Regions from separate parts of the Homo sapiens genome. Here region 1 is linked to region 2. A link is an interaction called in ENCODE POLR2A ChIA-PET data of the cell type or tissue named here. Cell type or tissue: PC-3. All regions are shown on one strand.

The links. Peaks named below come from ENCODE experiments on the same cell type or tissue, not always from the same donor. Only the 100,000 strongest peaks of a DNase experiment are listed, where the experiment ranks them.
Region 1: POLR2A ChIA-PET joins it to region 2 with 16 read pairs; 1 of 35 experiments calls an interaction of 5 or more read pairs at or near these places.

The regions. Positions count from the first base shown.
Region 1 is chr7:132,471,294-132,479,293 of GRCh38, reverse strand. All of the region lies in intron 3 of PLXNA4 (plexin A4), which reads left to right. Among named protein-coding and RNA genes, the nearest start is that of PLXNA4, 100 kb to the left of the region's middle. In PC-3, no CTCF peak of the experiment used is centred here; a DNase peak (open chromatin) is centred at 6,623; H3K27ac peaks cover 1,126 bases.
Region 2 is chr7:131,765,612-131,773,611 of GRCh38, reverse strand. No RefSeq gene overlaps it. Among named protein-coding and RNA genes, the nearest start is that of PODXL, 210 kb to the right of the region's middle. In PC-3, no CTCF peak of the experiment used is centred here; a DNase peak (open chromatin) is centred at 4,201; H3K27ac peaks cover 1,215 bases.

The sequences.
Region 1 (8,000 bases), 710 kb before region 2:
GGAATTTTTTTTTTTTTTTCCCAAAGAGATAGGGTCTTGCTCTGTCACCCAGGCCAAAGTGAAGTGGTGCTATCCTAACTCATGACAGCCTCAAACTTCTGGGTTCTAGCGATCCACCTGTCTCAGTCGCCGAAGTACCTGGGACTACAGGTATGTGTCACCATGCTCCACTAATTTTTAACATTTTTTATAGAGATGGGGTCTTGCTACGTTGTCCAGGCTGGTCTTAAACTCCTGACCTCAAGCAATCCTCCCACCTCGGCCTCCCAAAATTCTGAGATTACAGGTATGAGCTACCATGTCTGGCCATGAGACTTTTTTGAGCTGCCTTCCAAAAAGTTTCTCCCCTGCTGGAGAAGGCTTCTGAGGCTTTGGTGGCAAGGAGGTTGGAAGGAAAGAGATGGGTTGTCTTTCTGCTTAACCACTTTTACCTCCCCACCAAGATATGAGTATTCTGGGGCTGGAGGTGGCTAAATCTGAGTGTTCCCAGGTATTGTTGGACCTGAGAGGCCAGAATGATGTTGAAGCCACCTGACGACCTGCCCTCATCATTGCATCCAAAACTTAAACAAAATCCTACTGTGTTCCAGGTATTCCCATGGGAGTCTCAGATACAAATTGCCATTTTGGCCTCTAGGCAGGATTCTACCTAAGATCATATATGGGTGCCTTATATACATCGTGGTTTTTTATAATAATGAAAATGATTAGATATCTTCAGTCTACCTTTAAAAATCTATAAGTCAATACATTCTTTACATTGGTCTTTCTGCAACAGACCAACATTTCCTCCAGTGATAATTCAGCTCTGTCCCTTTTGTTCTTCCTTCCCCCACAGAGCATAAAACTTATCCATGATTTTCTGTCTCAGACAGGATTCCTCTACTACAAGTATCACTTGTGATGAGTAAACATATTTTTTTAAATGTTGCATGTAATTATAACCATATTTTCAATGCATCAGGTTAGCATACCTGGAATATTTTATTTTATTTCATCTTTATGATCAAAGTTGTTCTGGGTCTTTTCCCAGACACACCAGACTTGGGAGAGAAAGATACATCTTAAACCTCACTTAGAGAATGAGTCTTTCTTAGATCCAGGGAGGTTTAGTTAGGCAGTGTTGGCTTATGCCCTAGGTGGGCCTGAACTTGTACAATGTTGACCTTAAGTAGAGCTAGTGTGGCAGCTGGGGACCCTAGAGGCTCTGTGACCTAGGAAGGGCCATGGCTGGAGGGATGCTGATAGTACTGATGGCTTCCCTGCCTCAACCAGGCTGTGGGCTTCTTTATCTCTTTTTGGGTAGGAAATGTGGATTCATTGTAGGAAACTAATGAATCTCTTTCTAAAATGGAGAATTATTTTCTAAAATTAATAGCCTCATAATGTATCCATTTTATAAATTTGGTTTTTATTTAGCCACATTTTGATTACCCCAAAATTATAGGCAATAGAAGCTTTCAACATTGTAGCTGAGATGTTTTTCTGAAAGGAATTTGTTCATTTTCTTCACATAGAAAATACAGTTCATTAATATAGCTGGATCTATTTCCCCAGTGTGTTTATACCTTCTTCCAATTAAACTGAAGGTGCCCCCACAGTACTGCCCGAAGGTAACAAATGCTGAATAAAAAAATGTATTTGAAGATGGACCACTGGGGCTTAGGGTCTTCTAGTGCCTGTGTGCATGTGTGTGTGTATCAGCTAGCTTAGACTACATTATGTTGCAGTAACAAATGACCCCCAAGTTTAGGTGGCTTACAACAACAATAACGAAGGCTATTTTCAACTCACGTTCATGTGCACCCTGGGCTGGCTGCAGCCCTGCTCCATGTTATTTATCTGGGAGACTTGGAAGGGCAGCCCCTGTCTGGGACATGTTGATCTCATGGCCAAAGGAAAAGAGAGATGGCAGAACCGTGCCGTGGTTGTTAAAGCTACTGCTTGGTGGTGGCCCACTCCCATTTTTTTGGCCCAGCCAAAGTGAATGGTGTGGAAAATATAACCCTGCCTGGAGCCTGGGGAGGGGGCTGGTGTGTATGTATGCAGGGAGGTGGGAGAGAAGGGCAATGAATATTTTGTGGATAATTCTGTCCATACAGTTTATCATAAGGTTTATTTTTGTGAACATCAACATTCAGTCAAGAACTATCTTCTTGGTCATCTAAAATGCGCTAGGCACTTCTTGACTTAAAGAGCTTGTGATCTCTTCTTTGCTTAGTATTGGAGAAGATGTGCAAAAAATATAGGATATGGCTGATTTTATATCATCAACCCCAGATATAATGTTGAAGATTTTTAAAAAACTAAATCCTCTCTCAGATGATTTTCCTGTGATTTACTTTTTTCCTCCTAAAACTGAAACTGAAATTATTCCTTTTCTTTCATTAGTCAGGCTCTGAATGTTTGTATCTCCCCAAAATTAGTTTTGTTAAGAGTGAGGGCACTTTTCTACTTAAATACAATGATTAGATTGTGTTCAGCAGATGTCTCTTGGATAATTAAATTACCCAAATTTATGGAAGCATTTCTTTTACCTATAATTAAATAAAGTTTCCAAATTAATTTTCCCTAAGTAATTTAAGCTCCAGAGATTCCCCCACTTCCCCTCTGAACCCCCCTTGCCAACCATGGGTTCCAAAAATTCACTCTGGACACAGGCAGGATATTGCCCATTAAATTCCATTTCTCAGGACAAGGAACCCAAAGCTGTCTACTGACTTAAAACAAGCTCACATGCCTCCGTATCAGGGTTCCCTGCCAACCTGCTCCTCTCTGGAAAAGGCAAGAGACTTGCAGAGTCAGAATCCTGAGTGGAGGAAGCTATCCTGCAGATTGCATTGAAAAACATTGATTTTTATCTCTCAAAGTCATTTTGTAGACTGCCAAGTTTTTGGCCAACATGTCTTAAACTCGCATCATATTGATGATGCCTGGGGAAGCATCAGTCATCCATAACTGGGTACCATAATATGTATTTTCATGGCTGAGCTGGTGACAGCAATTGCAGGGGCCTTAACAATCTCAGAAAGCTCTTAAGGAGTTGCCCGGTGGCTATTATGCTAGGAGGGGCACTTTGATTCTGTCTAAGCTCTTCACCTTCTATTTTCAGGTGGATAAGATATACTCACACATGCCTGATTCTGTATCCCCTCTCCATACACACATCCATAGTCATAAACATGCACAAACACCCAGCTGACACACACACCTGTGTTCACCCACGCACAGGGAGGCACCCACACATGCAAGCATAGGAACCGGCAGAGCCTTCTCTGCACTCAAGCCTGGGGCTGCTCCCGCTGGGCTCTGCCTTGCATCCACCTCCCTCATGTTCTCTCTGGGAGATTAGCGGCACACCACCTAATCAGTTTACCTCTGACTCGCCCACTTTGGCTTCAGGATGATGACAGAGTAGAGCTATTTAGCTGTCAAATGCCCTGACCATTGCCCAGATGGACAGTGCCTCAACCACCAGAGTGGCTTCTTTCTCCTCTGGGTGTGGGGGGAATCAGTCTCCCGGTTGCTTTTTTTTAAGTGCTCCTTGCATCTGCCTTCAATTTGCATGTTAATGTCTCTTGCTTGCTGACCTCGCTTCCCGGCAGCCAGCCTAAGTGTGAGTCCCATAATTAGCTTAGTGATAATTTAATCTCTCTGCCTTGAATCTGATTGTTTCTGAGGGAGTTGGGTCAGGGGAAGGGGGACCTTTATTTCTCCCTTGACCTGTGCTTTTGTCTGGATTCTTGTTCTGTGCGGGGGCAGGGGCAGAAGGAAGCAGTGGGATTGGGGGATGCAGTGACAGAGCGGTTCCTGGCATCAAGGGTAGATACCGGGCAGGAAGCTGAAATGAAGTTCATCTCTATCTCTAACATTTTCTCTCTTAGAGGGGGTTCCGTTTCTTTGTCCTCATTTCCCACTAAAACTGTGAACACATGTGAGTATGGGCACATAAAGAGCTCTAAGATGCTTGGAGCTGGGGGGCAGCTTGAAAATGGGAAATCAATGTGCTTCCTCCGCTGGTCACGGCAACCATTCTGTCAATCCCAAGGAGGGCTGGGAGGGGCAACGGGAGCTACTGTGGGCCACCCTGCTGCCTCCCACTACTGCTCCTAGGACTCCTGCAATCTTCATGCCCAGGTGTCTGCCCTGGTCTGTGTCTGGGGCCAGCCATCCCTCTAAATTGTTAAGAGCCAGGCCTGGGTGTGGCTTAAAATCTTGGAACCGACATCCAGGAAATCTTAACTTTGTTTCTGGCTGCACTTCTGGTTTGGGACAAATTCTTTATCCACACGTATGTCACCTTTGGAGTAATGAGCATATTAATGTATGCACCCTCCCTCCATCTCTCTTATGAATGAGCTGAGGGTAGTGAGACTTCATGTCTGTAGAACATTCTTTAATTCACCCAGGAGGAAAAAATTAAAACAAATTAAGAAGATGGCAAGGATCCATAAGACTTTCTGTGTTTAAAAAACTTCTAAGAAGAGTCTTCAGACTCACAAATGCAAACAGCCATGTGAGCCCAGGCAAGGTAGAAATGCAGAGGAGGGGAAGGTCTCCAGAGGTGGGGCTCTGCAGGGGAAACAGCAGATGCTCCAAATAGATGCACTAACCAGTTCTGATAGGATTTAATTGTGTGTGTGTGCGTGCGCGCGCGTGTGTGTGTGTGTGTACATGTGCTCAATATCTCTTTGGGAGAACTTCGGAGACCCCAGTGAAGAAAGTGAGATGTAATTCATCAGAGCCACCCTTGGCTACTCACTGAGTCCCTGTAACATGTGCGGTGTTGTAATTGGGGTGAATAACCTGGGTGATGGAAAGCAGGATGGGCGGGGCAGGCTCAGCTCTGCAAGGCTTAGGTTCACTCCTACTACCTCCTGCAGGCTGGAAACAGGGGCTTTGATTTATGAGCTCACTTTTAATTAAAAGAACTACAGAAAAAAATCTCACGTTGCCTCTACAGGATAAATGTTTTACAATCTAAACTAATTTTGTGTCTTTCCCAAACGCCCTAGTGCTGCAGCTGGTGTGTGCATGTGTGTGTGTGTGTGTGTGTGTGTGTGTGTGTGTGTGTGTGTGAGACAGAGAGATCTGATCTTGGCTCAGCCCTGTGGGTCTGACCCCGTAAGGATTCTTTGCTTCCACTGCTAATGCTGCCTTTGCATTTGGGCTCTGCTGCACAGCCCTAATGCCGCCTTCTAGGTGTTTATTGCCCTGTTTTTTTTTGTTTTGTTTTGTTTTGTTTTGTTTTTTGTCATTTCTGTTTGCAGCTTTCTCTGAAGTCTTCACTTGAAGAGATGCTGTCAGTTCTGTTCTAAGTTGCTTGTTGAACTTTCTTTCCTTTAACCACAATAATGTTCATGCTGTCTTGGGTGGGAGAGGTTTTATTTTGGTGGCCACCCCAAATTCTCAGTACATTTTAATTTCTTTTTTTTTTTCTTGTTTGAGACGGAGTCTTGCACATTCTAATTTCTCTGATAACCCCTCATTACGTTCCCATGGCACTTCCCAGTATGGAATTTATTAGCTTCCTAGCCCTTGTTCTCAGGGAGCTGATCTTCTCTAATATGACTGAAACTGACACAGGAGTGGCCCTGGTGTGCTTGAATATAAACCTGGCCTTTTTAACGTGACAATATTTATTTGCCATCACTATCCATCCCCATTAGCAGTGTGATACGAACCACTCTTTTTGGAGGGTCTTGCCTTCTGTAAGTACCTATGTTTATTTGACATTTAGAAATGTATTTATTTCTTTGTGAGAGGTGTCAAGTCTGCTTTTCTTAGTTATTTTCATACCTTCCTTCTTCACAAAGGTTCATGGGATGCTGTCCATTAGCTACAGAAGCAGGAGACAGGGGTCCCCATCCCAGCAAAGGACCTGCCGCCACTGCCCTCCTGGGACTGCTTTTGGGAAACACTGGGGGAGCCGCTGAGGCCTCTTTGCTCCAGGAACAGGAGGGAGAATCTGACCACCAGACACACTAAGAAACTGCAGGGAAACTGACCAGCAAAAGTGTCCGGCTAAGGAAGCCAGAAAAACCAACTTCAGAGCCATGCAGAGGTAGCTTGAGCCAGTGGCAAGATTTGGGGTTTGCACCTGGTGACAAGTTCTCATCTTTTTCTGCCACTGACTCACTGCAAGAGACAAGGGATCCTTGCCCCCCTTTGCAGGGATTTGGTCTTATTTTCAGTAAATAAGAGGGAATGTGCCCCCACTCTCTCTACCTTCTGCCTGCTGCTGCATTTGTAAATACTCTGCCACGTAACATCCTGATGTGGGCCTGACAGGAGAAGCTGTAACTCCACAATGATAATGTTTAGTACTGTTTGTCACTCATCTCAAACGAAGTGTGTCCGTATCTGTGGACCTGTCCTGGAACTTCAGCTCACTGTGCTTGGGGTTGTGGGGACTCTGAGGAGAGCAGGCTAGTAATGCCCCAGACCCCCCAGCCTGTTCCCCGCTGGCCACGCCCTCACCATCACCTGTACCTGCTCCTTGTGGTCTTGGTGCTCCCTTTTAGTGAGCTGAGAGAGGGGCCCTGTGCCTTTCACCTACATTATGGGACTAGCAGTGACGTCCACTTCCCAGCTTTTCCAGTGATGTTTCCCTGAGCCCTGGGGCTGTTCTGCAAGATGAGATCATCGGTGCTAAATTTGTCTCTGCTGACAGCCTGGAATTGGGTTCCATAGCCCCAGCAGGCTTGGGAGGCGGTCGGCTGGGGGTGTGTCCCGTGCACTGCCCTGGCTCCTGCCATTGCCCCTGCTGCTGTCTGTTGAGAGAGGCTTCCTTCTTCCTCTGAAATTCTTACCTCTCTCTTTTCAGCTCCCAGTTTCCTTGTTCTAAAGATTTGCATTTGTGCCCAAGGAGGGAATTAAAAATATGATAATCATAAGGGAAGCCATGGTAGATATGAAGAATCCAGCAAAATATAGATAATTGATGCTCTTGTGCAACTGACCAGAGCAAGTTAAGAAACAAGCCAAATCCAATAAGGAAAATATTTCTGAGCGAGAAAAGATCTGGATTTTCTTGCCAAAAGACCTTGCTAGGCCCCAAGAAAAATAAATGAAGATATGGGGAAAAAAGTATCAGGGCAAAATTTTTTTATTTTCATGATCAAAAAGCAAGTATGCAGATTGAATCGGAAAGAAAGGTCAGGGTGGGCTCAGATTCCTCAGACTTCTGAGGCTTGTAGACGATAATGGAGCGTGGTTACAAGCAAACTTTACAGAGTGTTTTCTGCAGAGTACAAGTTCCGAGAAATACTCCATCAGAAAAGTGTTTTGGCTTTTGTTTGTTTGATCAAACAAGTTTATGAGGTGCTGCAGGTGTGTCCCTTTTTGGGCAGTTCAATAAAGCACACTCGATGTATTTTTAAATTCTGAGAAAACAAACAAGCCAGAAAGCATACCTGGTTCCAGTAAGAAAGGCCGTGGCCCTGCTTGTTTGTTCTTGCGTGTACTGTTGTTTGGTATGGAAAGCGAGGTGGCTGGTGTTTTACAAGTCCATATGTGGGGAAGTGGGTGAAGGGGGAACCAGAGTTTGAAAGAGCGCCCCTCCTCCTCCTCCCACTCCAAGGCATCTGTGGTCTATCCTTCTGACAAGTGATGTTTGGAACTCAAACGGTCCCAGGGATTAGAAACAAGATCTAGAAGGCCCTTTAAGGAACCAGGGCCATTTGAAACTGGAGAGAGGAGAGAACAGGCTGCTGCTGCTGTCCTGGCAAGGAGACTGATGAGGAGCAGGGCCAAGGTGATCGCTGGGAGTAACAGGTGAGGTGCCCCCATGGGAGGACTCAGCCAGCAGCACTTTCAGAGAAGTTGGGCCATGAAGGGATGAAGGAAGAGGGGCACCTCACCAGGAACGGGCAGTGTATTCCATTCCTAATGCTGTTGTCACAAATGACCACAAATTTACCAACTTCACACAACACACACAACGGTCTATTTGTATTACACCGTTCTTGCATTGCTATAAAGAAATACCTGAGGCTGGA
Region 2 (8,000 bases):
TTAACCTCTCTGTTGTCTGGTCACCTCATCTGTGAAATGGAGATAAAGTAATGTTACCTGATAGGATTATCATGAAGATAAATAAGTCAGTACATGCAAAGCACTTAGGTTACTGCCCGTCATAAAGGAAGCACTCAATAACCATTAGCTCTTATCTGTGACATGCTGATACAGGTATTTTCCCACATACCTAGCAGAGTAGTTTTTAAAATATTTTTAAATAATAATAATAAGGCCATCATGTATTTTGTTTTCTAAAATATTGTCATATTATGATCTCATTTTAACTTTCCAGCAAATATATGATATTGAAACTGTAGATGCAAAAGTACTTTGGAATTATAGGAGACTTGGTGAGTCACTTTTTTTTTCTTGAGACAGGATCTTACTCTGTCACTCAGGCTGGAGTGCAGTCATGTAATCATAGCTCACTATAACCTCCAGCTCCTGGGCTCAAGTGATCCTTCCACCTCAGTCTCCCCAGTAGCTAGGACTATAGGCATGCACCACCATACTCAGCTAATTTTTGTTTTTATTTTTAGTAGATATAGGGTCTCTCCATGTTGCCCAGACTGATCTCGAACTCCTGGCCTTGTTGAGCCACTTCTAAGGAAAATTGGCTCAGACCTGCTTGTGGCAGCCTTAGTCAATGAGTTTCATACCACCTGACTCCCCCTCTCCTGCCACTGATAATTAGATCCCGGTGGGCACCTGATCCAATGACAGCCAATCCCTGGGCTGCACAGTAGTCTATATGGTAGCCTGGAGAAAAAAATCTGTTCAACAGTCATGCTAGGTTTATCAAAATCTCAAGTCTTAGAAATTTGAATTAAAACTTAAAGGCTCTGAGAACATAAATCAGCACAATTACTTTGGGAGCAATATAGCAGTGTCTATTCAAATTTTCAAATGTACATAATCTCTGACTCAACAATATTATCCTTGATATGTACCCTAAAGAAATATGTATCACAAAAAGACACATCCAAGGATGTTTTGCACCATTGCTTATTGACAAAGCTTTGGAATTTGAAAACAACCTAAATATCCACAGGAAATGACCAAATAAAATGTGATGTATCATTCAATAGAATGCGGAAGGATCACCTGAACCCAGGAGTTCAAGACCAGCCTGGGCAACATAGTGAGACCCTGTCTCTATAAAAACTAAATAATAAATAAACAAATAAATACTGTCTTTTAAATTTCCAAAATGAGAATAGTAACATATGGTAGCCAAATATTTTTTGACAGGACATAAAAAGCACTAACCATAAAATAAACAATTGATAATTGGACGTAAAAGCTCATGTTTACTCAAAGACTTTTGTTTGTTTGTTTGTTTTTGAGACAGAGTTTCACTCTTGTTGACCAGGCTGGAGTGCAATGGCGCCATCTCAGCTCACTGCAACCCCCGTCTCCCGGGTTCATGCAATTCTCCTGCCTCAGCCTCCCGAGTAGCTGGGATTACAGGTGCCTGCCACCAGGCCTGGCTAATTTTTGTATTTTTAGTAGAGATGGGGTTTCACCATATTGGCCAGGCTGGTCTCAAACTCCTGACCTCAGGTAATCCACCCACCTTAGCCTCCCAAAGTGCTGGGATTATAGGCGTGAGCCACCATGCCCGGCCTACTCAAAGACATTATTAAGAGAAAAGGTAAACCACAGACTGGAAGAACTTATTTTATAAAACATATATCGAACTAAGGATTTTTGTTTCTTTGTTTTTGAGAAAGAGTTTCGCTCTTGTTGCCCAGGCTGGAGTGCAGTGGCACGGTCTTGGCTCACTACAACCTCTGCCTCCAGGGTTCAAGTGATTCTCCTGCCTCAGCCTCCCGAGTAGCTGAGACTACAGGCACATGCCACCACGCCTGGCTAAATCTTGTATTTTTAGTAGAGACAGGGTTTTGCCATGTTGGCCAGGCTGGTTTCAAACTCCTGACCTCAGGTGACCCACCCACCTCGGCCTCCCAAAGTGCTGGGATTACAGGCATGCCCAGCTTGAAGTAAGGATTTATATCAAGAATTCCTAAAAATAATTAGGAAAAAGGTGGGCAAAAGAACATGCAATTGAGCATGCACTTCACACACACACACAAAGGTTCATGTGGGTAACATGCAGAGATGAAAATGTGCTCAATATCATTAGTGTCTGGCTTACTTTGTGTACTAGTTGACAAAAGCCAAGGCAAAGAATATAGGAAGTAGAGCTAATGGAAAGGAAAGATGGCGAATCTGACTTTGGACGTTTAGTGTCTAAGGTGCCTGTAGGACACACAGGGGAAGATGTACAACAGGCAATTAGATGTGTGGATCCAGAGGCAAGGAAAGAGGTTTGGGTTTAAAAAGAGATATGACAGTAAAAGATATGGGAGAGGATGAGCTCACTTGGGGACACTGCCTTGAGTGAGAAGGCAGGAAAGCTTAGGAAAGAATCTACTTTTTTTTTTTTTTTTTTTTTTTTTTTTTTTTTTTTTTGGAGGGACAGAGTTTCACTCTTGTTGCCCAGGCTGGAGTGCAATGGCGTGATCTTGGCTCACTGCAACCTCCACCTCCCAGGTTCAAGCAATTCTCCTGCCTCAGCCTCCTGAGAAGCTGAGATTACAGGCGCATGCCACCCTACCCAGCTAATTTTTGTATTTTTAGTAGAGACAGGGTTTTGCCATGTTGGTCAGGCGGGTCTTGAATCCCTGTCCTCAAGTGATCCACCCGCCTCGGCCTCCCAAAGTGCTGCAATTACAGGCGTGAACCACCATGCCCAGCCACTTGCATTTTTAAAAAGGACAGCAGGGAAGAGACCTCAATAAGAGAGACTTTGAATTTTGAATGGCCAGAGGTTTACCCTAGGTATGCCAACATTTAGTCAAAACAATCAGACAGTTGGGTAACAGAACGCTTGAGGTCTAAGCCTTTCAAGAGAACACTGAACTAGAAGTTCCTCTTTGGTTTCTATAAAGCCAAAAGATTCAGAAGTTCCAAATTTCAGGTCCTGAAGATTTTGTGAACATGAATCAGGTCTCATGAAGCTTTTTGGAGAAGGATCAATATGCAATGAATACAGGTGATCTCAAGAGGCAGAAGCCCAGAGGACTCCAGCTGTCTACCTTTGAGTACAAGACACAGGAGACTTCTTAAACATGAAAGTGTTTTCCCAATACTACTCACTTTTACCCCATGGGCCAAATTTCTATGTATTTTTATTAAAAAGGAAGAAAACTCAGCCTTCAGAGTTGCGATTCACCTAAGTATAAACCCTGAAGCTTCAGAACCACGACTAGGAAATCACCACCTCACCTATCTTTAGCCTTGATTACTGGGGTCTTGACAGAATGTAGAGAGTAGAGCTGATGCGAAGGGAAGATGGAAAGTCTGATTTTAGATATTTAGAGTCTAAGGTGCCTGTAGGACACACAGGGGGTAGTTGTACAACAGGATCCAGAGTTAAGAAAAGAGATCTGGATTAGACAAAAGACATATGATAGTAAAAGACAGGGGAAAGGATGCTGGTTATTCCCGGAGATAATCGACAACAACTAATAGCCTCTAAAGTGTTACATGATTCAAAGTACATTCCACAATCTGTTCTTTTATCTTCTGAATCAGGGAGCAACCTGGTTAAAGTTTTTAGGAAGGGACAAGCAGGCTATTTTTCAAAAGAATGACAGGGCCTCTTTTCTGAACAGCTCAATTAAGAGGGTCAGGAAAAGGGAATGGGAAGGACGATGAACATGAAACCTTCTTTGGTCTGGATCTAGGTCTCTGATGATATTGAAAACCTCCCCCCGTGCACATATCACCAACAATGGATCTGTCAGAATTCCCAGCAGCTGAAATGAGGCAGAACAGACATGTGCCCTGGGCTTCCAAAAAGAAAAAATAATAATAATAACCCATGCATTACAGATTTGGAATATGCTTTCAATGAATAAATGTATGGAGATGATTAAAAGATGTACATGGCAAATGGCTGGCCAGACAGGCACTGACATGGATGTGCCATAGGCTTATATATTTATTTGCAAAACACAATGTAATAGAAATGGACATCATACTTTGCATTTATATAGCAAGTATTTCTCCAAGGACCTCAAAGGATTCTACAGCCATTACTTGATTCATCCTTGTTACATGCTTGTAAAATGAAGGCGAGGCAAGGATTACTCATCCCATTTTATTAAAGAGGAAGCTGAAGCCCCAAGAGGCTCCATGGTTTGGCCAAGGGCATGTCGTGAGTCATTTATTTGCTCAAAATCAGGTAGGGGCTGAAATTAGTCCCAAATTGTCCTTATACCTGCTGATTTTTACCTGTAGACTCCTGAAAAGGAAATGATTCTGTTTCTCAAGCTTGTTTGTGATTGAGACCATCAAACAGGTAGTGTTAAGGGAAGAGTATAAACTGGGGAAGCGAAGAGGTTAGCAAGCATTTGTCATTTCACTTTTCCTTCGGTAGGCAAATGCTGCTGCATCCTTATGGACAAACACAGCACTCTTTACAACCAAGTGGAGAAAATGTTCCTATCATTGTTGCACTGGAAATAAGAGACATGGCTCCATGTTAATACTTGCCAGTTAATGACTGCCCACAATGCATGTATTTTTTGTTTTCATTTGTCTTTTCCACAATGCACATTTTTAATGTGCACTTTATATTATGTCATTTATCTTACAACTACTATATGAGCTAGATATTTCCTTGCAAAATTAAGAGACAGGCTTAAAGAGATTAGATGACTTGTCCATAGTCACATAACAAACAAGTTTAGACTTGGGATTTGAGTGCATTTTTGCTGATTTGAATAGATGTGCACTTCTACCATGTTTTACCAATAGAACTTCACTTCCACACTCCACAGGGGTCCTACAGTCAGGCATAGCCTAGAGATGTATAAGAAAGCTGGGGCTAGCCTGGGTGCCTACCTCGCACACATGTTCTGAATGACAGCCCAGGGTAAATGCAGAGATTATTCCTTTCTCCCCAGACAAATACATGGGATATGGCCCCACCTCAGCCACTCTGATTGCCAGGATAGTTTGGGCCTTCCTGGTCCCAGATTCACACCTTGCATCTGACCCAGGCCCAAGCTAGTGGCAATGCCAGCTGAGCTTCATAAACAGGAGATGGAAAGAAAAAACAATAACCTGGAAGCTACTCCAGGGCACTCTTCTCCCACTTGCACTGACCACTACTAGTTGGCATCTGAATTTCAACCATCGCTGGGCAGTAAGTGCAGGGTCTGTCTCCTGGGGGCTCCCATTCTTCAGAGTGGAAAACTGAGGCTCACACATGTTCAAAGTTACCAAAGAAATCAGAAAGCGAAAAAGCATCAGGGACTATTTTCCCCAATGTTTTCTGTAATTTTGATTTTAACCGTTAGAATGTGCTATTGCAAGCAGTAGAGAAAGCCATCCTCTGAAAATGCAGGATGGAAAAGAAAAATTCTGAGATGTATTATTGTCCCCATTCTCCAGATAAGAAAAGTGATGCTCAGAGTGTAAATAGCACATACTAAAGCCAGGATCCGAACGTGGATCTGTGGAAGTCACGCCCTTTCCATTAAGCCTCACTAACCTCCAAAGAGTTTGATGGTGTATCCTTCTCCTGATGATGCCATCCCAGTGGTGTCAGAGGAGGCTTCTAGCACAGCCTCAGAACAGCAGTATGAGTTATAGATGCAGAGAAGGCCAAGGGTGGGTGAGGTGCCCTCTCTGTGGAGCACTGCAGTTACTGGGGCTGGAGCAGGGACGCAGCCTCTGCGGTGCTGTGATTCTCAGGGTTTGCTTGCCAGCCAGTGCTGTCCACAAACACAAGTCACATATGGATATAGTTTGGAAATTAGCCCCACCCAAATCTCATGTTGAAATGTAATCCTCAGTGTTGGAGGTGGGGCCTGGCGGGAGGGGATTGAATCATGGGGGCGGATTTCTCATGAATGGTTTCGTACTACTCCCTTGGTGCTGTTTTTGTGATAGTGAGTTCTCATAAGATCTGGTTGTTGAAAAGTATGTGGCACCTCCCCTCCTCTCTTGCTCCTGTTTTCTCCATGTGACGTGCCTGCTCACTCTTCACCTTCCGCCATGATTGTAAGCTTTCTGAGGCCTCCCCAGAAGCAGATGCTGCTATATTTCCTGTACAGCCTGCAGAACAATGAGGCAATTAAACCTCTTTTCTTTATAAGTTACCCAGTCTCAGGTATTTCTTTATAGCAATGCAAGAACGGACTAACACACATACGCAGTGTTAAATTTCATGGGAGCCACAGATGCAAGCCACATATGATCTTAAAACATGAGGTACTTACATAAAAATGAGTAAAAAGAAACAGGTGACATTAATTATAATAATACATTTTATTGAAACCAATAGAGCCATTAGATTGCCACTTCAACATGTCATCAATATGAAAAATATTAACGATATACTTTACATTCTTATTTTTTTTATCTAGGTCCTTGAAACACATCACCATTTGGACAAGCCACGTTTCAAGCGCTCAATAGCTGCAGGTGACTAGTGGCTTTCACATTGGATAGTGCAAATCTAGAAGGATAGGATAGCTCAGAAAGCTTGGACTATGGATTGCGGATCTAGACTCCGATCAACTGCCAGGGCGACTTAGCAAAGGGCTTGAGAGGTTGGACACTATTTCATTTCCATCTTATGCCAGTTACTAGACCCTGTTGTCTCAGTTTCTTCATCTGTAAAACAGAGATAATAACAATATCTACCTTGTAGGCTTTTGTGAGGATGAAATGAGGAAATGCTTAGAACAGAAATGGGCACAAAGTAAGCAATACAAAGGTATTTGCTAATGTTTTTCTTATTTCCCCGGGACTCTGTTTTCTTTTCTGTAAAATAAGGCTGTTGAAAACAGATAATCATTGAGATCCCTTCTTGCTCTTATTCAGTGAAAACCCTAGGTGGGAATCCAGTTCTAGTGCTGTCTTATCTCCGTGCTTTAGTTCTGAAGCATGCACTGGGCAGGGCCTCAGATCCAGCCTTAGTAGAGGCTTGCAAGGTGCTGCTGTGGCTGCCTTAAAGTTGGCTAGGCAGAAGGACTCATCTCATTTGTTGTCAGTGTTAGAAGCTTGTTCCCTCTGTCCTGGGTTCACGCTGACTTGTTCCCTGGACAGCCTCCACATTCTCACAGTTGTCCTCCACAGACACAAAGTTCCCAGTTATAAGCCCTCACGTATTTGAATCTCTAAGCTAGAAGAAATCCAAGCTGGACCTGGAGTTTGGGGGAAAACTCATCCATTTCCAAGTTCCTTCAGCACCAGCTAATAGAAAAGAATCTCCCCGGGAATGACAACCGTGCAGCTTTGTACACCTGCTGTTCTTGGGGCTGAGAGAGGAATGGGAAGCTGAGTGGTCAAAAGGGCAAGCCCTTGAAAAGTTGTGAATGAAGATGCCAAAGCCTCAGCAACAGCCATTCCAGCTCAGGAAAGTCCAGCTGTCTGGCTTCTTTCCCCTAGAGACCAAAGTGAAGAACTGTAGAAATTCAAGGTGGAGACTAACCAGGGAATCAGACACCTCCTGCCCAGGGAGGCCGGCAGAGACGAGTGCATCTCCAATTCATCTCCAGGGATCTCTCCAATCCACTCAGAAGCTGGAGTGTCTGCTACTTCTTGGAAGTCAGGGGTCTGCTGACTGATGTGTCTTCATGCCAGGAATTCTTCCTCCCCATTTTACCAAACAGAAGGATGGCAGGGCTGCTCTTCTCAAAAGAGAAGAACAAAACCATGGCCCCTCCTGCCAAGCAGCGGTTTCCTCCCAGCTGTTCATGTAGATTTGCTGAGAGCTACATTCTCCCATATCAGCAAGCCCTTAACCAAGAGCCTACCCTGAAAAGAGAGATACCAAAGAATTGGAAGTCACAGACCTACCCATGAGAAAGGACTCCAGACCAATCACTGAGCAACAGTGAAACCAGACACCATCTTGGTCCCGATGGAGGAAGGAATGAAACACAGAGACTCTTACACTCAGCCATCATTGGCTA